Regions from separate parts of the Homo sapiens genome. Here regions 1 and 3 are each linked to region 2. Evidence: chromatin loops called from intact Hi-C (ENCODE). Cell type or tissue: endothelial cell of umbilical vein. All regions are shown on one strand.

Region 1 (8,000 bases), 370 kb before region 2:
AGACTCTGACTCTAGAAAAAGAAAACAGACGCTGTTCAAAGGCTACCTGCTTTGGGGTAGCCTAAAGCATGGCCCCTGCACTCTCAACTCATGCTGCTTCGGCAAAGCAGGTCCTACTGTGCCGGGGTCATCTCTCTGCTCCGCTTGCCCCTCCTCCTGAAGGCTGTAGGAGTGCCCAGTGCAAGGACCACTCCTTATGCCTCTGCCTGTCCCTGGCCTTTCCCACCCTCTCACTCCAGCCCCCAGGCAGTCCTGTGCAGCCCGGGCTGGAGACACCTGTGAGCCCATCCACAGCCGGGCTTCGGGCAGTGGGGGTTGCAGGGGTGGGGGTGGGGCAGGAGGACACCTGCAGGCTCCTCACAGGGTCCAGTGCTGCTTTCCACCCTGCAGTGGGGACACCTGCTCCAGTTACTCTTGCAACACCATTATACTTTCTCTTCTCTTCTTCAATTTTATTGTTTCCTCTCTCTCCTTCTCTGAGTTCTAGGCAAAAGGGAAAAATGTTGTGGACAGGGTTTGGAGGGGGATGCGTGGGTCATCAGAACACGAGAAGGAATGAGAGAATTGTTGCTTTTTTTGTCTTCTTTTTCTGTTAACTTAGCTATGTATGCCTAGTGTTCCATTATTGGAACACTATGCATGCAGGAGTTATTTATATCCTACTGCTCAAGGTCATTGCCAAAGTCTGATTGCCAAAATTCAAAAAATTGCAACCTCAGGCATACATGGGTTAAAATCAAGATACAATTCTCATGCCATAAATTTCACCCTTTCAAAGTGTACAAGTCAATCATTTTCTATATTTACAAAGTTGTGCAAATATCACCACTCTAATTGCAGGAAGAAACCCATTGGCAGTCACTCCTCACTTGCTCTTCTCCCATCTTATTAGCTCCTAATTACAGCATTATAGACATCTTTTTCGGGGGAGGGGGGCGCTGGGGATAACATAAAAGTTAAAAAATATTTTACTTCTAATAAGTGTTAAATTATATAAATAACCCTAGTATCACAGACCTGACTGCAACGTGCACATGCTTTTGTGCACAGTGGTTTCAGGTGGAAATGTACGTCCCATAAGTTGATGTTTGCAAAGTGTTTAGAACTGTGCCTGGTACCTAGTAAGTGCCAGACTGTCTGCTAATGAGCTAACCAAATGGCAGCATTATCAGGAGAGGTAGGATTTCTGGACTGATGACAGACACAAGAATCCAAGTTTTCTCTAAAAGGATCAAATGGAAAATCCTATCTGTTCAAGTGTGGCCAAGCACCATATTTGAAACACAAGGTTGTCCTTAAGAGGGGGATGATTCCTTATTAAATGTTGGAAAGTATTCCTAGCCTCCCTCCAGGGAGAAGCCAGGGAATAGGACCGATTTCAAGAAAAATGCAGTCAAATGAAAGTAGAATTACAAGATTTTGCAACAATAATTCCAACAAGTGGATTCTTTCCATTCGTTATTAATTGTATTCCCACTGGACCCTTCAGAGTCGATGGTGTTTCTATTCTTATTAGCATCAATATTCATGAGGGTCTCTTGTCCCCTCTTCTGCAAGATGGAGGAGTTATAACAACATGGGTTTCTCATACAATGTTTTAAAATATAACTCTTAAAACTCTAACTTGGCTTTTGGAATTAACTTTTTTTTTTTTTTTTTTTTTTTTTTGTCGCCCAGGCTGGATGGAGTGCAGTAGAGTGATCTCGGCTCACTGCAGCCTCCGCCTCCCGGGTTCAAGTGATTCTCCTGTCTCAGCCTCCCCGACTAGGTGGGATTACAGTCGTGCACTACCACGCCCGGCTAATTTTTGTATTTTTAGTAGAGACGGGGTTTTGCCATGTTGGCCAGGCTGGCCTTGAACTCCTGACCTCAAGGTGATCCACCCACCTCGGCCTCCCAAAGTGCTGGGATTACAGGCATGAGCCACCGCGTCTGGCCATGGCTAGCAGGATGCAAGAAGACCTGGCTCTGAAGCCATGCTTAAGGACACTGTGCAATGGGGGACAAATCCGCAGGTGCTATGGGAACCCAGAGACCCAGCTGGAGGCTCTGGGAGGAATTCCATCTGGAAGCAAACATGCCGTGTCCAGAGGTCAGGGTGATCTGGCAGAGGCAGTGCTGGAAAGGAGTGTGTGCAACAGCAGGGCTGTGGCCCCAGCTGGAATCAGGGCTGCGGGTGGGGAGGCTGGAGGCAGCTTTCTGGAAATGACTTGGCAGGTAGGAGCAAGGTCCAGGTGGGAACCTTGAACACAGGGCAGAAGACAGAAAACAGGCTGGTACAACGGGACTCAGAAGTCAGGACCATGCAGGGCACGTGGTTTCCAGAAGTGAATAAAGGGGTGAATTGGCCACAGGAGGAGTTGGAGCCTGCACTGGCAGGAGAGGCACTGGGAGCAGTGCTGCCCTGGGGCCGAGTGGTCTGAGGAATGACGGAGGCCTTCTCTGTAATGCAGAGGGCAGAAGAATGGGGCCGCAGGAGAGTTCCCACAGCTGCAGCTGTGAGGAGAGGAGAGTCAAATCTGGGAAGGGCACCCAGCTGGTCTTTGCAGTGATGCAGTGTGAGTTCTCATGCCCGGTGGCCACTCTTCCCTGGCTGTGCTCCCATTTGGTCTAAGTGTGAGACACAGGACTGGATGCCGGGCTTCAGCAGTGGGCAGGCGGATGAGAATTCATGTAATGCCCAGCTCAAGGTGTGGCTCTGGAATAAGGCAGGCCTGGGTTTGAATCTCAACTTTCCCCCTAACCACTATCATGGCCGTGGAGCTGTTACCAACTCTTCTTGCACAAGGCTGATAACATGCACGTGTAAGGACGTATGAAATAATGTATGCAAACAGCATCTATGGTTACGACAAATGAAGCCCGTGAAAATCAGTTGATTGCGTTGGCTCGGTACTCTGCGTGTCCTGGCCCCCACATCAGTGTTCCTTAATCTTTTTTATTTTTAAAGGCACAAACTCCTTTCAAAGCCTGATTAAAGCTTTGCATGCTCTCCCCGCAAAACCCACGCATACATTTTTCAAGGAATTTCAGATGTTGTATGGACACTGGTGTTGAGAATTGCTACTCTTGACTTGAGGACAGGACTGCTTTTGTGACTGCCATCTTATCTGTCATTGCGCCATGTACAAGTATAATCCTACACAAATGCTTTAAAGATAGAATTTGCAAAACTGGCATTGTGATATGCAAGGCATCCTATGCATAGACAAAAACTAAAACCACCATAAAAGGCAAGTTGGGATAATTGGGGAAATTTAAGTTGGGCGGTAGAGAAGATGAGATTGTTAAATTCATGTTTCCATTCTTAGGGGTGATCACACCACTTCGGTCACCTAGGGGAAGATCCTTGCTCTCAGGGTGGAACTGTCAATGCTGTAGCTCCATGCTCCTGGGGTCTTACGGCTTTCTAGGTCCCCACTAGGAGTGGGTCATTTCCCTGGCCAGCTCCTGTGAGTGGTCAGTGAGAATCAACTTGCTCTATTCAATCTTCCCTTAACTTTGCCCCTCAAATTCCTAAGCTCTATGGAAGAAGATTTTACTTCTTTCATAAGAAGTGGAGAGTTTCCCTAAGCCCTCCTGGCCATGGTACAAATACTTTCTGAGCTGATGGGTTTCCAGCTCGTAAACGGCCTTGGCACTGGAGTGGGTCTTTCTTGCCATGTTTCCGAACTAAGCATCATTTCTTTACTTTCTTGATGGGAGTTGGGTTGGGTGTACCAGGATGAGGCATTCTGAATCCTCAAATATCTTGGGATTGATTCTTCCCTAAAAGGCTGTGGGCATGTGAAAAAAGTAAACACCGGGGAAGTTAGGAGGCTGGGGTCTGAATGAACTTATTCTGTGACCTTGGACAAAGCATTTGATTTCCCGGGGCCTCTGTGTTCTTGGAGGCTACCTAAGGTCAGTGGACTCAATGCCTCTCAGTGAGTGGTAAACGTCTGAGCCACTCGTGGAATATTACAACCACGCAGAAATCCCAAACTTCCAAACACATGCCTGGCTTCCACTCCTGGGAGCTCTTAATCAGCAGGCCTGGGGTGGGGCCCGGTCTAGGGGAAAAAGTCCGCGTAATATTCTGATGCACACGTCTGTTGGGGAACCACGGAGTGGAATGACGTCCAACACAGCTCCTGCCAGAGGAGGGGCTGTTAAGTGGCTTCCAAAACAAGCTGAGGTTCAGAAACACAGCCCCGTGAGGCTGACTCAGTGTTGGGGCCATTCACATTCTTCCTGGATGAGGTCGCGTCAGGCAGTGCTCTTTTCTCCTCCACCCGTAGCTTACAGATGTGGGGTGCCTCCCTCCAGCTGAGGGAGGGAGTGTTTTCACGCACGCTGGCCGGCCCTGTGCCTTCCAAGGGGTCGTTTGAACTCAAGTGCTGCAGTCGAGGCAAAGGAGTCCCTGGGATGACAGTTGAGGTGGGTTTCAAAGAAGCCTATTTTCAGCCCGGGAGGGGCCGGCTTCTGCACTCTCCGAGTTTCCCTGGAGTGCTGTCACCAGCCTCTGGCTGCCAGATTTCACAACCGGTGTCTGGGTTTGCTAGAATCACACCCCCTTTCCAAGGAGAAGCCAAGGCTTGACCTAGCCACGCTTTTTGTGTGTTAAACACGAAGCTGATTCTGCTCCCCAAAATGAGAATTAACATCCTGGGAGTGTCAGAGGCTGGTTTTCCTAAGGATTTTAGGGATTTTGGATCTTGTTTCTTCTAGGGTTCACATCTTAAAATATGGTAGCCCAAGTAATGAATTGCCTCAGAACACATTTATGCAGCCTCTAGTTGTCCTCTGTCCAACATCTCGAACAAACTCTGAATACCTTCCTTCTGGGCCCTTCTTTCTGAGAAGCCCAGGTGAAGGGCACTGATGCCTCAGTTGGGAGGGACTCCATGTTTGACTGGGTTGCGCGTCCTATAAACTGGCCACAGTTCTCCTCATGTTACCATGGTCCCCTGGCCATCACTGCCTTCCATGGCCCCTGGAAAGGAGTATTTCTGGCCCCTTGATCTCCTGAATGACACCAGGCAGCCCACCTGTGCACTCCAGGTACCATCTCCCCACGTCAGTCACGCTTCCAGACTCAGTCCTCCCGAATAGTACGCACTGCAGCCTATGAGAAAGCAGAGTAAAATGTTATCTTCAAACACTCACAAAGTATGTGTAGTGGATTGTATGGTGGCCCGTTTGAAAAAATATCTTCACATCCTAGTCCCTGGGACCTGTGAATATTACCATATTTGGAAAGAGTCTTTGCAGCTATAATTAAGCTAAAGATCACGAATGACAAGTGGTATGGTTTGAATGTGTCCCTCAAAAAGCATGTGCTGGAACACCTTCTGCCATGGGCTGATGCAGCAAGAAGGTCCTCACCAGATGCAGGCTCCTTGACCTTGGGCTTCTCAGCCTCCAGAACTTGAGAAATAAACTTCTTTTCTCTGTCAATTACCCAGTCTGTGGTATTCTGCTATAGCAGATGAAAATTGACTAATACAAGTGTCCTAATAAGAGGCATATAGAGGGGAGACACAGAGGACAAGGCAATGTGACTGTGGAGGGTAGAGATGGAAGTGATGAGACCACATGTCCAGGAATGTCTAGAGTTGTCAGAGCTGGAGGGGTAAGGAAGGACTCTCCCCTAGTGCCTTTGTGGAGAGCACTGCCCTGCAGACACTTTGATTTCAGACTTCCAGCCTCCAAAAATGTGACACTTTTTGCTGTTTTAAACCACCTAGTTTGTGGTTATTTATTATGGCAGCCAAAAGAAACTAATACAGCACATGTGTGAGCACGCACACACACACACACACACACAGACAGACACACATGAGGCAGCCATGAGCACAGAGGACTCTTGGAGGAGAGCAGAGGACATCTTGAGAGAAGCTGACACCGCAGCGGCAGCACTGATACCACGACCCACATCCTCCCTTGATGCCCTCATCATTTCCATCCAGGCCCTGCTTCTCGCCCAGAAGCCATCCACCATTCAGCTTGGTCTCCAGGTCACTGCCCCAGGAGGTACTGCTCTCAGCTCTGTGCCCCAACAGACCCACACTGCAGGAGGCTGACAGTGGACCTCCCCAGAGCCATCCCCACCTCAGGCAGATGAGCTCTGCCCTCCCAGGTTCAGGTGTTCCTCATCTGGCCCCCTGCTTGCTCAAGGGCCCTTCTCCCTTGACATTCAGCTCTGCTAGGCTGTTCCATCTTGCCCCCATGACCACAGGCAGCCCATGAGCCATTCAACTCTGCTCCTTCCAAACCTGTGCGTGATTGCATTTTGTCATGGACTGCACGTCCCAGCCACAGGAGCCTTGGACAAAGATATTTTATTTTATTTTTCTCCTGGAAATACGCTCCGGGAATCCTTTCTTTATCATATGGATTTTAAAGATGATTTGAGCCATTTGGATTTAAATAAAGAGAATCCTGAGGACTTTTTTTTTTTTTTTTTGAGACAGAGTCTCACACTCAGGCTGGAGTGCAGTGGCGCAGTCTCAGCTCACTGCAAACTCTGCCTCCTGGGTTCAAGTGATTCTCCTGCCTCAGCCTCCTGAGTACCTGGGACTACAGGCACCTGCCACCACACCCAGCTAACTTTTGTATTTTTAGTAGAGATGGGGTTTCACCATGTTGGCCAGGCTGGTCTTGAACTCTTGACCTCAAGTTATCCGCCTGCCTCAGCCTCCCAAACTGCTGGGATTACAGGCATGTGCCACCATGCCTGGCCACTGAGGACTTTCTGTCAACCTTTTTTCATGCGTGTGTGTCAACTTTGAGCCTGTTGATTTTGGGGAGTAGGCTGAAGTCAGCTTTTCCTTTCTCACAGAAAGGTTTTCAGCACATCAATACTGCGAATTATCTATCATTAACATTGCTCTGAGAGTAAAAGTTCTATATTCTGTGTAAATTTTCATAGTGACTATGAATATGTCTAAAATAGAAATACACTTTCTAGAGATGCACCAATCATGCTTTGTGTCACTATTTTATCTCTTAACATATGGAGTTTGACATTCCCTGGAATGGTATTTTCTTTTAATTTAGCGTTGATAAGATAGAGAGTCCCACATAAAACAAATATGCCTAAATAAATATAAAGAGGTAAGCAGTTCATGACTTTGCAAGGGCCAGATAATGAGACTATCTCTTTTTTATCTTCACATCAACTCTTACCAGGACCTTGTGTGGAGAGGTGGACGCTTCAGCTTTCACTTTCTCTGCTTCTTTGTAAGATTCTATGAAGTCTTGTTTCCAGCAGGATAAATCAGTTAGCCTCACTATGTCCCTCCTGTCTACAGGGCAATGGGGATTCTTTTCATTCCAGCTGGAAATTTATCTTCTGATTTTCTGTGCACATTAAATACATTCCTTCCGTCTGCCTTCCCATCTATCATGGTGGAACATTGCAGGGATGGGATCTGATGGGGAAGGTCAGATGGAACACCTGTTGGACACACTACTTTTGTCAAGTAATAACCAGAGAGAAAATAATTGAAAGAAGACAGATAACTCATTACCAATTATAGTGTAGGGCCATCTTGGCTTCAAATGTAGAGTTCAAGCTAAGAATATGTGGAAACTAAGTAATATTTTTAAAAGAGCGTGTTTACGTGTTAGACATGGTTCATATGTTCTGTTAGACTTCAGAATTGTAAGCCGTCAAGGAGAGGCTACAAGAGACCCAAAATAATTTAACTTTGCATCATGGGTAGTTCACTCTCAAAATAAAATCTTCCTAGTCATGATGTCATTGAATTACTAATTAAAGCAATAATATCACCATTTTGTAATACTCTAAAAATATTATTATTAGAAGGCTAAAGTGGGTGGAACTCACCGGATTACTCTGGGCTGACAGCAGGGTCTTGAGATAAACAGCCAGAGTTGGCATTTGAGGCAAATGGGCATCAAGTCACGGCAGTGAATCCTTGGGTGGCTGAGGTGGTGGTTGGGGACTGGCTGATGTACACGCTTAGGAAAACACACACTGCCTCTCTTCTAGC
Region 2 (8,000 bases):
AGCGATTCTTCTGCCTCAGCCTCACAAGTAGCTGGGATTACAGGCGCGTGCCACCATGCCTGGCTAATTTTTTGTATTTTTAGTAGAGATGGGGTTTCACCATGTTGGCCAGGATGGTCTCGATCTCTTGACCTCATGATCCGCCCGCCTCGGCCTCCCAAAGTGCTGGGATTACAGGCGTGAGCCACCATGCCCAGCCCTAAGTGTTTTAATTTTTAAATGAAGGAATGTACCATTTATAGAAAAAACACTTTAATATTACAAACCAAACAGAAGGACTTTAAACATATATTTAAGTAAATAGTGTTTAGGCTCATTTTCTATTGATAGTGTCTTATCAAATATATAGTGTTTGTACATAGTATGGATGTGTTTTGTAAAGCCCTCTTGAGCTAATTCTTTCGTACAACTCAATAACCTTGCAGGAGGATTAGTGTAGAAGGTATGTTTCTGTGAAATAAGCACTCAGAACAGTGCCTGGCATATGGGAAGCACTACATAGTTTTCAGCTGCTGCTGATGTTATTATTGTTATTGTTATTATTATTGTTATTATGTGGGGCAAATGTGTTTTCTGGAATGTAGCCAACAACGGAGAACGTTTTGGAGACTGAGCAAAGGCTCAAACTGAATATTCTGGAGACAATGATGCTTACAGAATGGTCCAAGATATTGACTGAGGATGAACCTGCAAGGCTGAATATATCATTACTCAGCAATGAATACGTACTGCGTGGTTTACATTGTCCATGAAATACACGACAATTCATTAAGAAAGAGTTCATGGTCTTAGGAATGAACTTATACAATATTAAGGTTAAACATATCAGGCAGAGGGATATGGAATTTAAACAACATGCCACTTCTGGGTTTTTTGTTTTTTGTTTTTTTCATTAGTGGGTGTTAATTCTAAATTGACTAGGATACAACTGGGGAACACTGGGGAATGCGGGAGGCAGAAATAAAAGGCCAGGAGGGAAATATGAGAGAAAATTTAATCTTCTATATGGAAACCATGGGCAGAGCCAACGGGCTCCAGTCGTCCCGGCTGAGGTCACTGTGAAGTTGAACCCAGACATGGAGTCCCAACCACAATCAGCAAGGGTGCCTGGATGGTGACCTCCCCAGACCAGGCAGCAACAAATGTCAACCTTCTCTCCTAAGTATGCCTAAAATCCGTCTAAGTCTCCCCATCTCCACAATCATCAGTTTAGATCATTCATTCACTGAAACAAATATTTATTCAGCACTAACGCTATCCCAAGAACTAAGCCAGCTGCCAGATTCGAATAGAGAGGAAACCAGGTGAATTCCCTGGAGACCCACTGGTCTTCCTGCATCTGCTCCAACTCACCGGGAATACCAGCTTCAAGCTGCAGTGAGAGAGACATTTCAGTGCCCGTGTCTCGTTATAGCAGGCACTGCTACACCCTCCATGGCTTCTCTTTGCTCTTAGGGGATGTGTTAGGGCAGAAAAGATAAATAGATGGATAAATAGATAGATGGGTAGATAGATTGATTGATACATAGACAGATACAAAAATAGATATATGAGAAGGTATTTAATAGGGGACTTGGCTCACACAATTATGGAGGCTGAGAGGTTCCACAATAGGCCTTCTGCCAGCTTGGGAACCAGGAAAGCCAGGAGCATAGCTCAATCTAAGTCTGAAGGCCTGAGAATCAGTCGGCTGTTGGGGTAAGGGTAACTCTCAGTCTGAGGCCAACCACCTTAGAACCAGGACCACTGGTGAAAATCCTGAAGTGTGAAGGCTGGAGAGCCTGGAATTCTGATGTCCAAGAGCAGGAGAGCAGGAGAAGAAGGTTGTCCCAGCTCCAAAAGAGAGAGAAGAGATTCTTCTTTCCTTTGCGTTGTGTGTGTGTGTGTGTGTGTGTGTGTGTGTGTGTGTGTGTGTGTGTTTTGCTCTATCTGAACCCTCAACCCATTGGATGGTGACCACCTACATTGGGTGAAGGTGGACCTTCCTTACTCAGTTACTGATTCAAACACCAACCTCTTCTGCAAACACCTTCACAGGCATATCCAGAGATGACACTTAACCAGCTAGCTGGGCAACCCTTAATGCAGTCGACACCTAAAATTCACCATCACAGGGAGGGAATTCTTAACAGGGACCACGGCTCCTACCCCTTCGCCACATCTCCGTTGGCCCCTGTGCTTCTTGGCCCCCCTACTTCTGTGGAACCTTTGGTGACAATGCTTCCTCTTAGTATAGAGACTATCTACTTTCTGTTCCCTGTAATGGGAATGCTGTTCCCTCCAGTCCCCAGCTGGTGAACTCATTCTCTGACGTGCCTAACAAGTTCAAGTTCCCTCTTAATGGGCTCTCATAGCATGGTATTCTGTTCCTTAATGAATGCACTTGCAGTTCACAGGATGACAATTAGATCAGCATCTGTACCCCCTCCCCATTCCTCATCTGTAAACTCCGTTATATTCCCAGTATCTAGAACTGTGCCCAATCAATATCTATTGAATGAATGAGCAATATAATTTCTATTTCAAATATGAAGAAACAAGAATGAGGAAGGTCACATAACTTACCTGATATCACATATTAAGTAAATGTGAAAGTCTGAACTTGAACCCAGAGTATCTGATTCCAAAGCCCCTATTCTCATGCTTTCTTACAGGGATAGGACCGTGCATGTAGAAAGAGCCAGGGTCCAAGCTTGCACCTTCAGGGTAACCTGAGCCAATTCCCTCATCTCAGCTGCCTGGGCAGCTGTCAGCCAAGCCTGGGGACACAGGGTTGGAGGAAGCATCCCTCCTGCAGAATTCTCCACACTACTGTGTAAAGGCTGGCTGCTGTCCACAATTGCTCATCATCCAGGGACTACAGGAGAATAGGGATGAATCTCTTTGTTTCCACAGACTTCTGTGACCTTTCATTTTCATCATCTAAAAAAAATCTCGACCATGTAGGAGACCATTAAAGGACTTCACTTGCTTCAAGGGATCAACAGCTCATGAAATGGCATGTCTTTGTTGGTGCAGAGAAAGGCTGCAGTGGTCCGATTTCTATTAAAAGTAAATAGTTAAGCTGCAGTCCTGAGGCAGCTGAGGAGGTGATTAGTGTGCTGACACAGTGATAGATGATAAACATAATAGAGCTTGACGGAAATTAATGATATTTTGAATCTTTAATAATGGTACGTAACTATCTAAAAGAGATATCTCCATCACAATGTAATTCTTTTAAAAGCCAGGGGAGCTTTGATGACAACTGAGTAAAAACTTTGTATATGGACAAGATTAGAGGGAAACACGGTAAACGGAAATAATTAGATTTCCAGAGTGTCAGAGTGATAGGACTGTGAGTGAGTCTTTTATTTTAATTTCCTTTAATATTATCACGATGGGCTTATGAACAATTGATTCTTTTAAATATAAAAAACCGAGTGGAAAGCTGTCCTCTTCAAAATACGTGTCTGTTTTTTGATGAGAATACAAAGATTGAGTTAATGCATGCCCTTTTCCCTCCTTCCAGCAACCCGAACATTCTCTGTTCCATCCTGCAAATGAAAGTTACATGCAGGGCCATTGTCTGTGAGTTCTTGTCCATTAAGAGTTTGGGAAAATGCACACTTGCCCCAAGAGAAAAGGTCAGAAGCCGGCCAAAGGAATGCCTTCTGGGACAATGGGCCATTGTGACACCCGGGGCCTTGATTAATCACCTACATCTTCGGCGAAACTATTCTAAGTGGCATTGCAAGAGACACCCCGAGTTAGAGGCTGCATGAGAAGAGGAAGGGAGGCATGCTCAGGGCGAATTTGGGCGTCCCTCCTACATAACAGGATCCATGATCTGGAATGCCACCCTGACTGGGCAGCAACCTTTAATTAAGTTCCCATTTCCTCACATCCTGGTTTGTTTCACTGCTAATCAGATGGAAATATTAATTGAGATCATAAATAATAATCCTGTGAAAACATATATGGCAGTTAGAGGCATTATAAGCCATCACTGATTTTCATAGCAAAGCCTGTTCCCAACAGCCACATGCTGAATCCGTGGGCTCTAAAAGTGGCCCATAGCATCTGTGGAAGCTCATAGGGTTGGCAATTCCAGAATCACGTCTAAGGACCTTCCCTGCACTAAGTTTGCAAATTAGTCACAACCTGGTTTACGCTGGTGCAGTTATCTGAGTAAGCCGATAATGCTTTGCATACATTTCATTTCCTTCCACTAAGGAGCTGAGAGCGGTTTCTCATGATAAGAAACTTGGCAGTAAAAGAGTCCACTAGACCTCACATTCCCTGAATATCTCAAAAGTTGGCTTTGCTTTCCTAACAAGAGCAAGCCATTTCTTCAATTTACACAATCTCTTCAGAATCCTTCTGGAAAAATGACCAGGTTTTACCCACGATGTCAAACCAGCAAGAAGGCGAAAGACAACCCGTGCTCAAGCTGCCTGATGAACGCGCTGGGCTTTGTCTGGCCTAACCTGTGAACTCCTTCAAGCACCGTCATGAACGCCACCCTCTGCACGGCGACAGACTGTCATTCTTCCCGCAAACAAATTTGCTTCCTGAGCAATGATTTTTGGTTTAAAGAACTGTTGACAGTGGTTGTTTGACAGAGACAGAAGGCAGAGACAGAAATGGGAGCAGTTTTGGAAAAGCAGGACCAAAAGAATCAATGAGTCTGAGGAGGGTCCCTCGCCTGCCAGCCCTTTCCAAGATCAGCGGGCCGTTTTCTGTAATTGAAAAGGGAGTTCTGGGGACAGGTAGGACCTGATGTGATGAGTTCCATTAAGCGGGAAGCGAGTATATCTTAATCAGAGACTATAGCCTAAGGACAAAAAGATAGAGAGCCTGGAGGTTAGCTGAAAAGAGAAAGAAGAGCAGAAGCTTGGGAAAGACACTGGAGAAGTTTGGGAGCCTCCTTGGCCTCGGTTGCTGGGTCCTGCTGCAGGAACACACGCAGAGGCACAGCACCCTGACTTCTGTTCAGTGCAGCAGCTTCTCTGCCTTCCTCCTTACCTCCCTCAGCTCCTATTCATGCAAACCTTTGTCCAGGAAAACTGGGGGGCATTGAAGTGACAAACGCAGGGCAGGACATTGTTCCAATTCCGGTTTCAGTACCAGATACCTGTATGACCTCAGCATGCTGGGCTTCGGCGTCTGCACTGAACAATTACAACACTGGACCAAGTGACCGCTCCATCTCTGTCCAGCAGGTCTGCTCTATGATAAGGCACGATTTGCTTTCCGGTATCAGCAGCTCAACAGCCCCTGTTCTGAGTGTCACAACAGTCTCCAAGATGGGTGTCCTGGTGATTTGCTGTTTTATAAAGCACACAGCTGTTATCCATCAATTCAGCCAGAGGATCTTTCTTTGCAGGCTCTGCTGACTGTTACAAAGGAAATAAGTAGTAGCACAAAGGAAACAAGACATAGTTATTCTCAAAGGGCTGAGAATCTGGTTGGAGAAATCAGACAGATTCACAGATGGGCAACAAAAGCTGATAAGAGGGCCGGGTGTGGTGTCTCATGCAGGTAATCCCAGCACTTTGGGAGGATGAGGTGGGTGGATCATTTGAAGTCAGGAGTTCAAGACCAGCCTGGTCAACACAGTGAAACTCTGTCTCCACTAAAAATATAAAAATTAGTGGCAGGGTAGTGGCATGCGCCTATAATCCCAGGTACTCAGGAGGCTGAGGCAGGAGAATCGCTTGAGCCTGGGAGGCGGAGGTTGCAGTGAGCCAAGATCACACCACTGCACTCCAGCCTGGGCAACAGAGTGAGACTTCATCTCAAAAAAAAAAAAAAAAAAAGGCTGATAAGACAACAAAATAAAAGACAATGCAGTGTAGTAGAAATGACCCTGGGGCTCCTTTTTTCCCCACTGTATTTTTTTTATTCTTATGGATCTCGGGGGTAGGAAGGTAGTTCTGTTACATGTCTACGTTGCATAGTGGTAACGTCTAGGCTTTTAGTGTACCCACTGCCCAAATAATGAACACTGGTCCCAACAGGTAATTTTTCAGCCCTTACCGACTTCCCATCCTCCCCACCTTCTGAAGTCTCCAAGGATTCCCCTGTATGTCCATGCGGGCCCACTGTTTAGCTCCCACTTCTAAGTGAGAACATATGATATTTGACTTTCTGTTTCTGAGTTATTTCACTTAGGAGAATGGCCTCCAGTTCCATCCATGTTGCTGCAAAACACATGATTCCATTCTCTTTTATGGCTGAATATATACACCACATATTCTTTTTCTTTTTCCTTTTTTTTTTTTTTTTTGAGACAGTCTCGCTCTGTCACCCAGGCTGGAGTACAGTGGTGCAATCTCAGCTCACTGCAACCTCCACTTCCGGGTTCACGCCATTCTCATGCCTCGGCTTCCCAAGTAGCTGGGACTACAGGTGTGCACCACCACACCCGGCTAATTTTCTTTCTATTTTTAGAAGGAGTTTCGCCATGTTGGCCGGGCTGATCTCAAACTCCTGACCTCAGGTGATCCACCTGCCTCAGCCTCCCAAAGTGCTGGGATTACAGGCATGAGCCACTGCGCCCGGCCCCGCATATTCTTTATCCACTCATCTATTAATGGACACTTAGGTTGATTTCCTGACTTTGCTATCATGAACATTATTGGAATAAACATAAAAAGATGGAATGCTTCATGAATTTGTATGTTATCCTGTGCAGGGGCCGTGCTCATCTTCTCTGCATTGTTCCAATTTTAGTGTATGTACTGCTCAAGTATACACCAGGACCCTTGGGTTCTATGTGAATTAACTCTTTTGCCTGTTAAGTCTCGATATTCTTGCCTACTAAATGGGGTGTCAGACTACATGATCTCCAAGATCCCTTTATGGAGTACATAATAATTAACTTAGGGAGGTGCAGAAAAAGTGTGTGCACAGGTGGTTGGGCCATTCAGTGTGTGACAGAGGCTGGGCTCTGCAGTGTGGGTCATAGTCAGAGATGTTCACAGGGCAGGGCCCCGGAGGCCACTGGAGGCCATTGCCAGCACAGAACATGGAAAGCCCAGATGCCCGAGGTCGCCAGGAACAGGACATGTCTACCAGAGAGGCTGGAAGGTGGGAGAGAGAGCACTTGGCTGGAGTCACCTGTGCCTTCCCAGGGAGGACTCTAGTGTTTCCACTTTGTCCCACTGACACTGGGGAGACTGGAAGGATTCCAAGCATGGGATACGGGATGAAAGTGGCACTGCCAAGGGGGTCTGACTGCTCCTAATGAGAATGGCCCTCACATGGGGTCTCCTGGTGCCACTGGCATTGCAGTGTCTCCAGGGGTTTTCCCATACTGGAAGGAACTAACAGGTAAAGAAGATTGAGGCAAAAGGTGAGAACCTCAAGGAACCTGAAGCTATTTGATTTTCTACCAGGGGGATTTCTACCCTAACTTGCCATCTCCAGCAGTATAGAGGTTTTGAGCTGTTCTTGATGCCTTGGAGTGATGTAACAGACTGGGGCACCTGGAAAAATCAAGTCAGCTTCTTTGAGAAACCTCTACAGGAAAATCAAACAACACTCATTCCCAAAACAACCACCACAAACCAGAACACCATCCTTTTTGGCCACAGAGGACAAGAAGGAGGGGGTTTTCTTGTAGTCAGATCCTTGATTTATCAACTGCCTGAATTGAAGTCATTCTCAGAAATAAAGGTGCAAACTAAATTGCAAAGGGGAGGCAAGTCTTTAACCCCAAGCATTGTTTTGGGGAAGACGGATCTCTTTGCCTAACTGAAGGGTAATAAACATTTCTTCCACAGCTGTTGAAACGTTTATACCTTTCACCATTGAGACAAGAAGACTCTGACAAAGAAAGCAATCAAAATGTTAACAGAAGGACTGGATAATGTTATATTGACTTCTTTGGAATTACTGACCTTCCATGGAAAGAGAATGGCATCTTCTAAAAATTAAACATTATTCTAAGTCTAGGACACACTTCTTTCAAGCAGCCTAGGTAAGACGATTTAGGAAGTTAGAAATGCAAACAT
Region 3 (8,000 bases), 66 kb before region 2:
CAAAGTAAACATAATCTAAATACCTGTATTTAACTTTTTCTTGTTTAACTCCATTTAGGCTATACGTCTTTCAAGGGAAAATCCTGTTGATAATTTGTCACATCTTAAAAGCAAAATATCAACAGTTTGCCATCTCAAATAATGAAAAGAAGGGAAAACCCCCAAATCATGATCTTAACATATGCGTCAACAGCATCGAGAAGATGAAGAAAACAGGTCTTACTCACCCACCCACTTTCAGCTGAGGTTGGTTAAGGAAACAAAGTATTTTAGGGGGCCTCATATTTCTCTATTTTGTATTGCAAATGCATAGCAGGAGAGCCGATAGTACTGAGAAATCACTGTTCCTGCACTTTACTGTCAAACTTTAAAGTTTTGATCTCCAAAATTTAAGAACATAATAATGATAAGTAAACATAAACAGAAGCTTAAAAATATTTCCATTTTACTCTTTTTATTATTAAACCCTGGATGCTTCAACCTCAGTTTTAGTCAACTATTGATTTTACCATTTATTCAGTAGCCAATAAGTGTATTCAATGTACCTTTAGTGTGTCTGTGTGCGTACATGCACATATGTGTGTCTCTGTGCATGTATGTATGTACATGTGTGCATCTGTGTCTGTGCATGTTCTGTTCAAGTCTCTATGTGCATCTGTGTGCATGACACGTGTGTGCATGCATGTGCACATATGTGCGTATGCATGATTGTGTGTGCCTGTGTGTGTACATGTGTGTGTGCACAAGTAGGACACGTGTGCATACACTGATTCACTATGTAATAGTGTTCTGGGCACCTCATTGTCACATTTGAACCTCAAAGTAAGGCAGGTTCTTCATTCATTGAGCACGTGAAGAGATGGAGGCTCAGATAAGTTAAACAACGAGCCCCAAGTCACACTTGAGTTAGAGTAGTCTCAACCCAGATGGAGGCATGACTTACAAGCTTGTGTGCCTTCCTACACACCTTCCTGCTCCAGAGACTCCTATGACTTCCATTAATTAATTAGCTAGTTGTCCAACATTTGTTGAGCACTTTAGGCATGGACAATGTGCCTCTTGACACTAAAATGAAAAGATTCAATCTCAAAGATGAGATGATATTGTAGTTTAAAGCAGATGGTTCCCAGTGCCAAGCATCAGGATGAAAGGGCTCCCCTGGGGATGACACTCAGACAGCCAAGAGTCAGAAGCACCTGCTCTTATGTGGGTGAGTCAGAGAAGGGGCCCAATCAGTGGCCACCCTCCAGGGTAGACTGAGGATGGATGGAGGATTACCGAACGGTGGGGAGGAACAGAGGATAAGAGGATGGGATTCCAGAATAATATGCTCAGGACACACAGCTGGTTTGAGGTGGCTGCAGCAAAGACTCCGGGAGTCACAGGAGGGCAGGACAGATGTGCTGACAGTGGGACAAGGTCAATTTCATGGATGCCTTGTAAGCTGGCTCAAGGCATTCAGACATTAACTGGGTAGTGGTGGGAGAGAGGGGTCTGGCCAGGGGAAGGTTTTGAGCCAGAGTGGCAGGTCTTGATTTGCACTGTACAATATCATGAGGCAGTGGTGTGCAGGATAAGTTGGAAAGGGGAGTGAGGCAGAGAGGAAAGAGCCAGAAGTCACTCCCAGGTTCCTCTAACTGGCTCTGCCCCCTGCCTGCTTGGTGTGGGCTGGGGGAGGGGATGGTATGGAAGCTGAACAGGTATGAACAGAAGTCCTGCAGGTAAGAATTCCACGTGCTGATTGTTGTGCTGGGTTATGAAGAGAAAGGGACAGAGGTGTGAGCGTAGGATGTGCTGGGTTTGTGAGGGCTGGGAGTGAGCAGGTAGGGGCTGGTTGGCTCAGTGGGGACTACAGGGCCCTGGCTCCAGTGGGAAATATGGTGTTCTGCAACAGAGAGATGAGTGGAAGATGGGTCACTGGCTTGTGTCCCTGGAAGAGCCCAGACTTGACCCCAAGCCATCTCCTGGTTGTAGGAGTGACTGGCAGCCACATTAGGAGCCAGCAGAGACGTGATGCTGGCAGGTGGGCTCCTAACAAACCCGCCCCATGCTCCAGTGCCCACCCTCTTGGGAGACCAGGCATTCCTGGAGCCCCTGCCCAAGGATGCTTCTTCTCTGTCATTGATTCTGGGGCATGATGGTGCTAGGCTGGAGTCCCAGGGCTCCTCCAGCTCAGGATCATTTTCCTTTACATGAGAGGATGGGGACTTGTCAGAGTTGTGAGGAGCTTCTTGCTCAAATTCAGGTCTGCCCCAGTCCCAGCCCACACCCGGGCTACGGCGGCCACCACAGGCCTGTAGAGGGCTCTTCTCAGGGCCAGGGGCTGGATATGAGGTCCCACTTAGAGGTGATAAGTGACATAGGAGAGTGGCCCCCTCGCCATCTGCTATGATTCCCACGTGACATTCACAGCTCTTTGGGATCTTCAATCTCTTTCATTGAAACATTACAGACTCAGGGATCTGGGGGCAGCCTCCGGAGCCCAGCACATGGGTGCACACTCTGGAGTCCAGCACACAGGTGCACACTCTGGGGCCCAGCACGTGGGTGCACACTCTGGAGTCCAGCAGGTGGGTGCACACTCTGGCCACCTCCTGCAGGAGAGTTGGGACACATTTGAAACCCTGGGGACAGGGTGGGGGACTTCATGGGTCTGAAGGTGGCTCTGAACCTTGGATACAGTCAACGTGTGCAATTAGGAGATTCCAGGAACCCCCTGAAATTGTGGGGAACAATTTGTGTGATTTTTTAAGTGTTCACAGCTTCCATAGTATTTTCAAAGGGGTCAATGACCCAGAAATGGTTAGAAACCTATTTCTCCTGTAAGTTTAACCACACTTCTGGTTCACTGGCATTTCTCCTGGACTGCTTTTAAAATAATTGTTGGAAAACCCCATTTCACATACTGTAGGTGGCAGCAGTCCAGAGTAAAGAGGTACTATTGCCCATTGAGGAACAGAGCCTGAGGTTGAAGGTCTGGGCTAGGGTCATTCCTTGGCAGGGGATTAATCAAAGCAAGGGGAGCTCCAGCCTGCCCAGGGTGCCTGGGGAGCCAGGATAGTTTCCAACCCAGCTGTGGGAAAAGGGCCCACGGCAGGAAGCAGGAAAGAAAGGATGGATGTCAGCGTTTAGAACCCTGGACACTTCACCAGAGAGCAGGGCTAGGAAAGGCCTTGTCACTTGGGATATGAACTTCATTCATTATAAAGCCAAATTGCGTTGTAGCCAGCTATAGCTCAGCCCTGGGGATATAGGGGAGGAAATGAGTCTGTGAGGACTTTGCATGTGCCTGCCTGGCCTACCTCATCCTGGGAGGAGGAGAGAGGTCACAAGGAACTCTGTTCCGAAAAGTACCCTCATAGTCAGAGCACACATCTGCCCTCAGTACTTGCGGCCATGTAAATTCCCAGTTGGACATGTACCCTGGGCAGTCTTATCCATGTGGACCGAAGTGCAGGAGAGTAAACCCCTTGGAGAAAGTGAGTTCAAAGATGTCCTAATCTAGTCCACATGTGGTAACTGTATGAGGACTGCCAAGGGTCCACTTTGGGCAAATTCCCACAGTTCCACTTTCTGGGTCATCGTTTTCTTCTCCCAGCATCTTCCTTAGGGATTTTGAGCTGCAGGATGGCAGAGCCCTTAATTCCTGGGCCTCATATTTCCACGACCCCTCATCTCCAGGAACCTTTCCACCGATAACTCAATCTCTCCATCCCTTGACAGAGCTCCATTTACAAGCCATACAACCATTCCCTCCTGTCTACCTCTTCTTTATTTCTTTGAGATCTATTCTGTCTAGGGCTCCTCACTGGCATTGGACCGAGGTTTCATCACCATTGCCGACTCCTCTCCCTTTAACTTCTCCCTTCACTCCTTCCTGGTTGACGCTCATCTGGAGCCCTTCATCTGCCTACTCAGTTTCAACCCTGGTCAGTCAGGGTTCTGCAGTTGCAAACAACAGACGTAGACTCTGGCTAATTGAAGCAAAATAGTATTATATAGAAAAAAATATAGAATCTGTCACAAAATAGAAAGACAGCTAAGAACCAAGCAGCTGGAGGGGGCTCTGGGTGCAAGAACTACTGTGTAGCCAGGTGGTCTCTTCAGGGCTCAGTTCTCACAGCAAACAAGCCCCAGCCAATTTCTGACCTTGAACCCCTCAGTTTGATGTTCAAATGTTCAAGAGAATCTAATTGGTCTGGTCTGGGCCCTGTTCCCAGTTTTGGATGTTGGATGCATTCAGAGTGGTGGTGGAAATGGGAGACGGTGGGTCCCTAAAGGAACATCAAGGTCCTATTACTAGGAGAAGTGGGAAGGGATGCCAGGCAGGTAGAAGCACATATGTCCATCGGAAGGCCTCAGACAGGACACAGGCACAGTGAGAAACCAGAGAACATTCCCACGGAGCAAGAACACTTCTGAATGTAACTACAGTCCTGTCTGTTGAATGTTACAAGCCCAGATTGATAAGCAAATTTCCCTGGGGTCAGCTGGTGCTAACCCCACATGGCAGGATGGAGCAAGGCTGATGGATGTTGTTTATGGAAACTGACCACGTGGTAATCTTGCAGCCACACTCCAGCTATTGTCCCGCAGGATATGAGATAGAATTCACATGCTTCAGGAAGGGTGAGTGTTAAACAGTGTGTCATTTCAGCAGGGAATGAGATAGAGGAAGAATGGGATTTCTAACTGAAATTCCACAGCTCAGCCTCTCTTTTCAAAACCCAGCAAGCCCAAGACCACCTTTAAGCTGGAGCCCAGAAGTGGGCCACCTAGTTCAGGTGAGACTAGACCTGGAGTGATGCCTGCATTCTGGCCCTGGGTCTGCCACGACTCAGCTTATGTTTTTAGATCATCAATTCATCTCCTTGGGCCTCATGTGCTCATCTTGAAAACGAGGCTAGTTGTTAAGGTAACGTTCCTTGTCATACCCTTTTCTGAAACTACAGCCAAAAGGCCCAAGCTGTACCATGTGCAAAGCTATTTGTGACTCCATCTGGGGTTTTATCACAATGTACACTGATCATTTCACTGTGTGTGTTTCCCCAGTGGTGCACAGTGATCTCCTCCAGGGCAGGGATTCTCATTTATATTTGTGTCTGATATACCCAGAATAATGAAGGACTCATGTATAATAAGCTCTGTATCTCAGAGGCTAACTTCCACAATCTTAGAGGATTCTATGTTCACAAAACACAAGGTGGGCCCCTTTCCACTGAAAGCACCCGAGAGAAAGGAAGCCACCTGGCTCGGGTAGGCGGTCTCTCCTACCATCACTGTACTGTGTTTTAGGAAAGTTATCTCTCTTTGGAGCCCACTGAAAAAAGAAAATCTAGATACAAAGAGAGGGACTGGGTCAGCTGGGCCCTCACATTTCTGGAAATAACTGAGTGAAAGGATTAGGTTAGGGCTCACCCAGGCCAGGGTGCGGCTTTCAGGCAGGAGGGCAGGGCAGGTCAGGCTCCTCTCGCCTCCTCCTATGCTGGTGGGATGAGGGGCTGTATCAAGTCACGGCATTCCTTTGTGTCATCGTGCTCTTCCATAATGACCCCCACGCTGGGACTAGGTCCATCTTTTCGAAGGAGACCCAAGGGCTTGAGAGTCACGGGACAGACCCCACAGTATGGAGTGCCATGTGGTTTTCTCCCCATGAGCCCCCCAGTGTGGGCTGCTGTTTTGATTTTAAGGATACAAAGAGCGGTCTGATAGCAGCGTTATTTATAATAGAGAAAAGCTGGAAGCAACCCACGTGTCCCTGGATGGATGAATGGATGGACGACATGGGGTCTCTCCACACAGTGGAACATTATTAAGTATTAAAATGGAAAGGAATGAAGCCGGGTGCATTGGTTCATGCCTGTAATCCCAGTACTCTGGGAGGCCAAGTCGGGAAGATCACCTGAGGTCAGGAGTTCGAGACCAGCCTGGCCAATATGGTGAAATCCCATCTTTACTAAAAGTACAAAAATTAGCTGGGCATGGTGATGCACGCCTGTAGTCCCAGCTACTTGGGAGGCTGAGGCAGGAGAATTGCTTGAACCTGGGAGGCAGAGGTTGCAGTGAGCCGAGATTGTGCCACTGCACTCCAGCCTGGGAGATGGAGCAAGACTCCGTCTCAGTAAGTAAGTAAGTAAATAAATAAATAAATAAATAAATACATAAGTGAAATTCTGACACATGCTGCAACATGGATAAACCTTGAGGACATTACGCCAAATGAAATAATCCAGTCACAAATATATGAATATTGTATGATTCCACTTATATGAGGTCCCTAGAGTAGTCAAATTCATAGAGCTATTAAGTAGAATGGTGGTTTCAAGGGGTTGGGGAGAGGGGTAAATCGGGAGTTAGTGTTTAATGGGTGCAGAGTCTCAGTTTGAGAAGATGAAAAATTTCTGGATATCCGGTGGTGTGGTTGCACAAAAATGTAAATGTTCTTAATGACACTAAAATGTGCACCTAAAAACGATGAAGACAGTAAAAGGAGAGAGAGAGACAGAGAACTGACTGCATTTTTAATACAAGAAGCCTCAATATTTAGACTTCCAATAGAACTCAAAATATCAGCCCTGGTGATAAAAGAAGAAACCAAAATGAATGGCAAAGCAACAAGGCCAGCAAAATGAATCCGGATGTGGGCCAGGCTTAGCTCCACCTCATGCTGAAGTCCCTGGCCTGCGACAGCCTGAGCCCTGCCCAAGGCCCCTACAAGCCCAAGGGACAACTCCGCAGCCCCCGCAGCCCGGCTTCTGCTCTGTGTGCACACAGCACACATGTGAATGCTGCACCTCTCGGAGCCTCACAAAACACATGCAAACTCAGGCAAAGTCCTTTTGAGCACAGTCTGGAGTCTGGGGAAACAGAAGTGTGACAGAAGGGGTTTTCATAGCCAAAATGTAAGGAATTGCAGTAAGAACTGAGTAACACCTGCGAACATTGACCCGCGCTGTCCACGTAACTGCCCCAAGACCAGCAAGCTTCACTGACGCTTCTGCTTGTCCAGCGTCTTTTCATGTCTCTGACTCTTCCATTCTTCCTCTTTACCACCGCCTCCCCGCCCCACCCCCACCACCACCACCACGTCTTCCTCATTCTCCCTAACTTTCCCCAAAAGCGGTAGATTCCTTCATTGGAATGGCGGAGCAGCTCTTGCCTCCTCTGGGGCCTCTGTTGCAGGGTTGAGCTGCGTTCCAGTGGCTCATCTTTTACACGACAATTCTCAGGGGACTCTCCCAATGTTGGTTCTGCACCTAAGAGGAATTCTTAGCAGCAGCAGCAGCTAAGAAGACACAGCGTTATTCACAGCATTCCTGGGCTACTGGGAGATACTAATAGCTGCTGGGAAAACTAGCTAGGTATCTGGGGATGGGGAGAAGATGTAATTTAGATTCATCCATATCTTACATCAAAGTAGCAGAATAAGTTCAGATAGAAAAAGGAATGAAATGCAAAAATGTTCCATAGAAGTCAATACTTGATCCAAGCTATTTAAGATTAAAAGTAATGGAAGAAATAATAAAATGAAGGTTGAGAGGCTCAGCTACATAAAAATATGAAACTCCTATATAAGTGGGCAACTTTTAAAGACAATCAGTGTATTTGGGAATAATCTATATTAAACATGACTGGTTTCTACCTTTTATATAAAGCTCAGACAAAGCAATAAAAAGAACGGTAATGTGTTTAATGTAAAAGGTGATGATTAAACAGACTGTTCTCTGCAGATGAAATAAAAATGGTTAACATAAAGCATTTCAATTTAATTTTGAAAGAAAACCAAATTCCACATCAACATGTAATTTACTTTCTGTATAATTGTCTAAAGATTTTAATGATAATCATTAATGTTAGCAAATCTGTGGTGACATGGGGAAAGAAAAGTAGTCTCAGTTTTTATAGAATTCTAAGTTTTAAGAAACCTCCCAGAAAGCAATTTGGCAATTATGATCAGAGGCCTTATGATGTTCGTTTGGATCAATTCTTCTAGGAATCTA

The links. Peaks named below come from ENCODE experiments on the same cell type or tissue, not always from the same donor. Only the 100,000 strongest peaks of a DNase experiment are listed, where the experiment ranks them.
Region 1: it touches region 2 in a loop (2.2-fold over the local background); 3 of 110 quality-filtered maps call a loop at or near these places.
Region 3: it touches region 2 in a loop (2.1-fold over the local background); 3 of 110 quality-filtered maps call a loop at or near these places.

The regions. Positions count from the first base shown.
Region 1 is chr2:236,638,690-236,646,689 of GRCh38, forward strand. No RefSeq gene overlaps it. Among named protein-coding and RNA genes, the nearest start is that of ACKR3, 73 kb to the left of the region's middle. In endothelial cell of umbilical vein, no CTCF peak of the experiment used is centred here; a DNase peak (open chromatin) is centred at 4,042.
Region 2 is chr2:237,008,569-237,016,568 of GRCh38, forward strand. The region is part of intron 1 of COPS8-DT (COPS8 divergent transcript); the gene reads right to left. It also overlaps the pseudogene RNU6-1051P. Among named protein-coding and RNA genes, the nearest start is that of COPS8-DT, 73 kb to the right of the region's middle. In endothelial cell of umbilical vein, no CTCF peak of the experiment used is centred here; a DNase peak (open chromatin) is centred at 4,203; H3K27ac peaks cover 1,384 bases.
Region 3 is chr2:236,942,552-236,950,551 of GRCh38, forward strand. The region is part of intron 2 of COPS8-DT (COPS8 divergent transcript); the gene reads right to left. Among named protein-coding and RNA genes, the nearest start is that of COPS8-DT, 140 kb to the right of the region's middle. In endothelial cell of umbilical vein, no CTCF peak of the experiment used is centred here; DNase peaks (open chromatin) are centred at 3,060 and 4,530; H3K27ac peaks cover 1,314 bases.